2 separate regions of the Homo sapiens genome follow, and region 1 is linked to region 2. A link is an interaction called in ENCODE POLR2A ChIA-PET data of the cell type or tissue named here. Cell type or tissue: OCI-LY7. All regions are shown on one strand.

What was found. ChIA-PET counts read pairs that join two places held together with the same protein. Peaks named below come from ENCODE experiments on the same cell type or tissue, not always from the same donor. Only the 100,000 strongest peaks of a DNase experiment are listed, where the experiment ranks them.
Region 1: POLR2A ChIA-PET joins it to region 2 with 11 read pairs; 3 of 35 experiments call an interaction of 5 or more read pairs at or near these places.

What each region holds. Positions count from the first base shown.
Region 1 is chr11:9,641,127-9,645,126 of GRCh38, forward strand. No RefSeq gene overlaps it. Among named protein-coding and RNA genes, the nearest start is that of SWAP70, 21 kb to the right of the region's middle. In OCI-LY7, no CTCF peak of the experiment used is centred here; a DNase peak (open chromatin) is centred at 1,920.
Region 2 is chr11:9,736,500-9,740,499 of GRCh38, forward strand. SWAP70 (switching B cell complex subunit SWAP70) reads left to right here. Exons shown (of 12, transcript NM_015055.4): 8 at 1,714-1,821; 9 at 3,682-3,848. Among named protein-coding and RNA genes, the nearest start is that of SBF2-AS1, 20 kb to the right of the region's middle. RefSeq lists an enhancer at 3,957-4,000. In OCI-LY7, no CTCF peak of the experiment used is centred here; DNase peaks (open chromatin) are centred at 1,752 and 2,812; H3K4me3 peaks cover 2,498 bases; H3K27ac peaks cover 4,000 bases.

The sequences.
Region 1 (4,000 bases), 95 kb before region 2:
GTGGCCCAGAATCCAAGTGTCTAAGAAGCTTCTGTTGAGGGAAATGTTTGCCCTGCCTGAAAGCAAGGGCAGACCTCTCAACTTCACACATGTCCACTCTGACCCTGTTGTAAGTCTATGGGCTGAGAGGGTACCCTGTGGACCACAGACAGCCTATAGATGTCTTTTGTTTAGTCCAATGGTGTTTTACTTTTGCTTTTTAAGTTGAATTGTTTGCCAAAATCTAAAAACTGATAGATTCACATGATCCAGGTTTCTGGCTTTTCTTGAAAAATGGAAGCTCTGGAGATACTGAAGCTCCATTTCCTCATAGTAACATCACCTGGATCGGAGTGAAGATGCTGTCTTTAGGTGGGGCCACCATTTCCTACTGCCTCACTCTGGTCAGTTTCATCCATCTATGGAACTTGCCTGGGCTCTGAAGCCATTTGAATTTTGGACTCTTGGCCTATGAAGTCCCCTTTGGTCATTGATAGAGAGCACAGCTGCCAGTGATCTGTTTCATTGTGTTCTCTGCTCTCACCTCCTCTATGAGAAATGATACTAGCAGATCAGTGTTTGCAATTCCTGCAGACGTGTCTTCCCCAAGTTTACATTTAATGCCCGACATGAAAGATATTTCACTACAGTTGAAAACATTTCTCATGTTACCTCTTGGTCCTCATATGAGGAGTGAGGGGATGAATCCCCACCCCCCCTTTTTTTTGAGCTGGAGTCTCACTCTGTTGCCCGGGCTGGAGTGCAATGGCACAATCTTGGCTCACTGCAACCTCCCCGTCCTGGGTTCCAGCGATTCTCCCGTCTCAGCCTCCCAAGTAGCTGGGATTACAGGCGTGTGCCACCATGCCCGGTTAATTTTTGTATTTTCAGTAGAGACGGGGTTTCACCATGTTGGCCAGGCTGGTCTTGAACTCCTGACCTCAAGTGATTCACCCTCCTCGGCCTCCCAAAGTGCTGGGATTACAGGTGTGAGCCGCCGTGCCTGGCCTGATGAATCTCTTTTTGAAATTTGTCTCTTTTTAGTGTTTCTAGGTTCTTTATAGTCCAAGGGGCTTCTGTGTGGGCAAAGGAATACCCTCTACAACTTCTAGTATAATTGATGTTCACTTTATCAAATTTATATGCCTAGTAAACAAAATTAGGACATAAGAATTTCTTTCTTTCTTTTTTCTTTTGAGACAGAGTCTAGCTCTGTCACCCAGGATGGAGTACAGTGGCATAATCTCGGCTCACTGCAACCTTCACCTCCTGGGTTCAAGTGATTCTCCTGCCCCAGCCTCCTGAGATTACAGACACACGCTACCACACCAGGCTAATTTTTATGTTTTTAGTAGAGACGGGGTTTCACCAAGTTGGCCAGGCTGGTTTTGAACTCCTGACCTCGGGTGATCTGCCTGCCTTGGCCTCCCAAAGTGCTGGGATCACAGGTGTGAGCCACTGAGCCTGGCCGGAAGTAAAAAATTCTAAGCTACGTTTTTACATTTAAATCCTAATTACAAACTATATTTCTTTTGGGTGAAAATAATAGAAAAGCTTGACTCAAAATGGCTTAAGCAATAAGGATTTTTTTTTTTTTTTTTTTTTGAGATAGGGTCTCACTGTATCACTCAGGTTGGAGTGCGGTGGTACAATCAAGGCTCAGTGCAGCCTCAGCCTCCTGGGCTCAAGTGTTCCTCCTGCCTCAGCTTTTCATGTAGCTGGGACCACAGGTGCATGTCACCATGCCTGGCTAATTTTTTGATTTTTTTTTTGATTTTTTTTTTTTTTAGAGATGGGGTCTCAATTTGTTGCCTAGGTTGAAAGGAAATTTATTATCTCCCATAACATGAAATCAGGAGGTAGGGTGGACTCGAGCACAATATGTCTGGGCTTGGGCTCCATTTCCTGTGATTCTCTCATTGCTGCCCTTCTCAGTGTATTTGTATCATCCTCAGCTAGCAATGTGGCTGGTGCAGTGCCAATGTCATATCCAGACACAGTTCAGAGGAGGAAGTGGGATTCTTACTATTTCCTTTTTTGGGGGACTGTGGAAACCTCTCCTAGAAGCCTCACAGTGGACTTTTCCTGAAACCTCATTGGCCAGAACTGTGTAACACACCTGTTCCTAAATGAACCACTGGCGAGAATGGGATTGCCAGTTGGCTTTCACTAATCATCTCAGAGTGGAATGAATGTTGGGAGTCTATCATAAGGATCACTACATAAACTTAATTTAAATTCCCTTAAAGAATCTAAATTACAATAATAGATTCAATAAGACTGATCTCTTAAACCCTGCAAACATCCTAACACATCAAACCACAGAGAGAAACATGAAAATAAAATGATCACAAAGGCTAAAACTACACTTAACTCTAATTTTAAAACATTAAAATCATGGATTTAATTTATTTTTATTGCCTCTACACTTATTCTTATAAGTAATATTTATTTTGGTATTTTTCTAGGGTTACAGTAATATTACTAGACCCCAAATTCAAATAAGAGTATTTCATACCGGCCAAGGTTGTAGGTTATTTATCTTATTTGTTTGAGATTGATTCTTGGCTGGAGCAGGGGACTTGGTGGCACCTTCTAAACCTTAGTCAGCACGCATTAGGGTGCCTCTTACATCCTTTTAACAACAGAATTGTATAAATTAATTTACATACCATACAATTCACCTGTTTAAAGTTTAAAATTCAATGGTTTTTAGTATACTCAGAGTTATGCAACCATCACCACAATCAGTTTTACAACATTTCCATCACACCAGTAAGAAACCCCTTAAACAGTCACGCTGCAATTCCCCCCTCCTCCTGGCCGTGGGCAACCACCAGTCTACTTTCTGTCCCTTTGAATTTGCCTTTTCTGGACAGTTCACGTGAATAGAATCATACACTATGTGGAGGCTGGGCACCTTTTAATCATTAAACTTTACTTGTTGTCAATGGCACTTGCCATGTCTATACTCTTCATAGGGGATTTCCTGAAATTATGTATTTAAACATTTTTTTTAGAGACAAGATTTTGCTCTGTTGGCCAGGCTGGAGTGCAGTGGTGTGATCATAGCCCACTGTAGCCTGGAACTCCTGGGCTCAAGAACTCCTCCCACCTCAGCCTCCCCAATAGCTGGGACTAAAAGCAAGCACCACCATGCCTGGCTAATATGTTTATTTTAATCTTTGGTAGAGACAGGGTCTCTCTATGTTGTCCAAGCTGGTCTCTAACTCCTAGCCTCAAGTGATCCTCCTGCCTAGGCCTCCCAAAGTGCTGGGCTTACAGGTATGAGCCCCAGCACCCAGTCTCTGTATTTTTAAAATTTTGCTTGGTTAGTATTATATAATTGATTATAGTGTCTTTGTTATACATTAACCTAGATGTTTGGAATGATTGGAAATATTTACATGCCTTATATATTAGACATTCACTCCCTTCCTTACTTCATTCATGCCTGTCTTCCATTCCACTTTCTTTTCTTCCTTCCACAAATATGTATTGAGCAACTTCTGTGTATCAGATATTGGAGTGCCAGGCCCTGGAGATCCAACAGTGGACATGCATGCACGGCCCTTTCCCTCGTGGACTCATGGCTTGGTGTAGTCCTGTCCCTTCTGCTGATGACTTGAGGAGGCCATGCCATGTGGGTGCTGCTGAGTTACCACTCAGAATGATACAGCAAGCCTTCAGAGCAGCTTCCTTCTCCTTCCCGTGTTTCCAATCTTTCCTCATCTCTTCAGCCATCTAACCCTTGACATACTATCTTCAGGTGTGTAATTACATAATGTATGCAGACTTTTCTGTAGATACATAACAGAAAAACAACTCATAAATATATATCAGGTTTGCTTTGTTATCAGGTTTTATTTGATTAAAATACTAAACTGTTTGTTTATCTCATACTTCGATTCTTCCATAAAAGGATTAAATTTGAAGCATAGTACAGGTTATTTATAAATAGCCAAAGTATACATGTGCAGAGCTAACTGGAAAATCTTACAGTTGAGCACTAAATTTAGTT
Region 2 (4,000 bases):
CCCCAGAGGCCTGCTGTTGTTTGCTCCTTTATTTGTTTAGTGACTTGGCTGGACTATTTCAGTGAAGTTTGTTTTCCTCACAGTGTGAAGCTTCTGACTGTTGCTCCTCAGAGGCACAGGCTTGGACAGGAACACAGTCACCCTGCGAAGACCCTGATTTTTGCAGGGCTCTCTTTGAGTGTCTTTCTCTGATCTCTCATTTAAGCTTTCCACCTCTGTTGGTACCACACCAACAGCTGTTAGAGTTCACTAATTTTGTTCTGTTGTTCTCCATAATGCCCTGGAACCTGAATTGCCTCACAGTCTGAGATCATTTAAATTCAGGCCTACATGTAGTCTTTAAGGTCAGTCTTTGAGACTTGTTCCTACTACATGAGAACTCTTCTTAGCTGTCTCTTTCTCTGGTTCTGTCTGTCAGACGTTTGGCTGGTCTGGAAGAGCAGTGGCTCACACCTGTTAATCACTTTGGGAGGACAGGGTGGGAGGATCACTTGAGGCCAGGAATTTGAGACCAGCCTGGGCAACATAGCGAGACCTCATAGCAGTCAACCAACAAACCAACAACACTTTTAGCTGGTCCGTGTGTTAGTGTGTTGTTCTCATGGAGCTTCTGGCCTCCTCTTAATTCTCAGCCACTCTTGCCTGGAATAAAGTTTCTGCAACATGCAGCTGGGGACAAAGAGAAATTCTGGCAGCCAGCCTGCCCCTCCCAGGAAGGTATCATAGCCCTAGGCTTGAGCTGAGGGGAGGGGAACCCTTGTTTGGGGTTCCATCTGCCAGGAGAAGAGCTTTCTTCTCACTGACACTGTGGGGGTGGGGAGGGAGTGCATCATATGCCACAGACCCTCACGATTCTTACTGAGAGTTAGATTTTCTTAGATAAATGTTCTCCATTTTAGAATGTCCTTAGCATAATTTCTAGAGACTTTTAAAGGTTTTGTTTTTTTAACAATAATTTTCACCAGTTATGGTTGTTTTGTTGGGGAAAGGGTCTGTGGAGCTCCTTATGCCACCCTTCTAGAAATTGGTTCTGGTAAAAGTTATAATGAATAATGTATAAGATGAAAAAACTGTACAGAAAGAGCTCAAGAAATAGCTCTCAAATCTCATGAATGTGGCTGGGCATGGTGGCTTACACCTGTAATCCCAGCACTTCGGGAGGCTGAGGTGGGCGGATCACGAGGTCAAGAGATCGACACTATCCTGGCCAACATGATGAAACCCCGTGTCTACTAAAAATACAAAAATTAGCTGGATGTGGTGGTGTGTGCCTGTAGTCCCGGCTACTCGGGAGGCTGAGGCAGGAGAATCACTTGAACCTGGGAGGTGGAGGTTGCAGTGAGCCGAGATCGTGCCACTGCACTCCAGCCTGGCGACAGAGCAAGACTCAGTCTCAAATAAATAAATAAATAAATAAAAATCTCATGAATGCAATCCCAAGTGAATTTAATTCAATGACTGTACTAAAACTTTCTTTGCAAAATGTTGTTCAGGCTTATCAATAGTCTTTCATTTACCTAATTTATTTTGTATGTTGATTCAGCAGATCGTTAGACTGGAATTCTAATGGAGCTAAAAGTTTTTATTCTATTATCTTTATTGAATGTTAAGAATGTTTGGCTTTTCCTGTACTTAAGTATGACTGTCTCTCTCTCTTTAATGTACTTCTACTCTAACACCTGCTTTTCTGTGGATGGGTTTTTGATTGGCTAGAAACTGGAGGAAGCAGCATCTCGTGCAGCAGAAGAGGAAAAGAAACGCCTTCAGACTCAAGTGGAACTTCAGGCCAGGTTCAGCACAGAGCTGGAAAGAGAGAAGCTTGTGAGTATCACATGGCTGGAGAAAGCAGCTGCAGTAGCTCAGCCTGGGTCGGTGGGAACAGGGAAGGGCTGGAGGCTACAGTGAGGCATGTCATCAGCTTGGCTTTGCTACTGACCTGGAATGGGCTGTAGGGGAAGTTGCATGTTTGTTCATTCATTAATTATCTGTTTATTGAACACCTTCTATGTGCCAGGCAGTGTGCCAAAGATGTAATGGCAAAAGACATAAACCTTGTTTTCAAGACTCCTAAGTGGAAATTTATGGAGCCAGGCATGGTGGCCCACTCCTGTAATCCCAGCACTTTGGGAGGCCAAGGCATGAGAATTGCTTGAGCCCAGGAGTTCAAGACCAGCCTGGGCAATATCTACAAAAAAAAAAAAAAAAAAAAGAATTAGCCAGGCCTGTTGGTACATGCCTGTAGTTCCAGCTACTTAGGAGGCTGAGGTGGGAGGATTGCTTGAGCCCAGGAGTTCAAGGCTACTGTGAGCTGTGATTTTGCCACTGCACTCCAGCCTGGGTGACAGAGCAAGGCCCTGTCTCCAAAAAAGAAAAAAAAAGAAATTTGTGGAATGATGTGATAAATGCTTGGTTAGGGTGACTATATTTCCTGGTTTGCCTGGGAGAGTCCCTGCCATTCTGGTATAATTATTAATAACATTCCTTTTCATTCTCAAAACAGTTCTGATTTGGAAAATAAATAGTTATGGAAAAAGTAAGCATAGGTTCCATGGTATATCTCCTCTGTAATAAGCAAGGATGGCGGGGGTGAGATCCTGAAATTGTGAGAACATCTAGAGTCTGATTTGTTGCTCTTGGCAGCTCCGGTTCATCCTAGAGGCTTCCATCTTCAAGAGACCCAAGATCCAGGTTGTCTTAGGTAGTTAGCTGGTTAGCTGGAACACAGGTCTTCTCACATTGAGTGATACTCTGTCAGAGAGTGCTAAGCCCAGTGCCTAAATAGATGCATGTGACATTTCCTCTAGTCACTTTTTGTTATTTAGAGTTGAAAGAGATGTGTTTGTGGTTCAGAGAAAAGAGGAAGGCAAATGTGATGTAGAGAAACAGCCAGAATGTCTGGTCTTGTTTCCTCTCTGGTCCTTCTTACTGAACATTGGCTTTTTCTTCTTTAAGTTCAGGATTATCACATGCTCTCTCATGACTCTTCTGAAGACAGAGTGAGCTAATGCAAGTGAAAATATTTTATCAACTGCAGAGAAATAGGCTAATGTGTTTGTTATATTTAGGATGTTCTTGTCTTGTAATTTTTAAGGCAGGGATTCAAAACTCTGTAATCCAGAAGGGAAAAACCATTAACGTATACAGATTAACTGAAATGCTTGAGTTCCTCTAGGGCTGGAGGTGCCCCAGGGAGTGGAGACAGCCAGGGAAGTGTGGGAGGAATCCCATGCTGGATGACCTTTCCTTCTTCTTTAGTGTAACACTAAAGAAGACTGGGAAAAGGTTCGTTTGCTCTGACTGGGAAAAGGTTCGTTCCTTTTAGAGAAGACCCTATTGGTAAAAAGATTGTGACTTTAAGACAGAAAGGAATTTAGAGAGAAATTACACAAGGAAACATTTTTTTCTTGACTTGAGTCTTAAAATGTGGAGTGGAAGGGATGGAAAATACAGCAGGGCAGAACATAATTTGGGTTATAATTTGCTCTTCCCAGACTCTTTCACTATTGCGATTGGGTGTGGTACCCTCATCTCCTCCATCTTTAAGTTCAAGGATTGAAGGACAGGGTCCTGCCACCCTGATGGGCTGAGGCTGCAGCTGTGGGCAACCCCTCAGGTGGAGGTGAGGCTTTCCCTGAGAAAGAAGTCAACCTGCATTTAAACAAGACCCTTTTATACCAACAGATCAGACAGCAGATGGAAGAACAGGTTGCTCAAAAGTCCTCTGAACTGGAACAGTATTTACAGCGAGTACGGGAGCTGGAAGACATGTACCTAAAGCTGCAGGAGGCTCTTGAAGATGAGAGACAGGCCCGGCAAGATGAAGAGACAGTGCGGAAGCTTCAGGCCAGGTGCCAGATTTGTTTGCAGACTTTGCCTTTATGTACTTTGCCTGGGCTAATACAGTTTCTTGGAATGACTAACACTCTGGTGGAGAGGGAGAAGTGTCTCTGCTCTGGCTGTGACTGAGCTCGAGGTGCTGTCCAGATTAGAAAGACTGTGG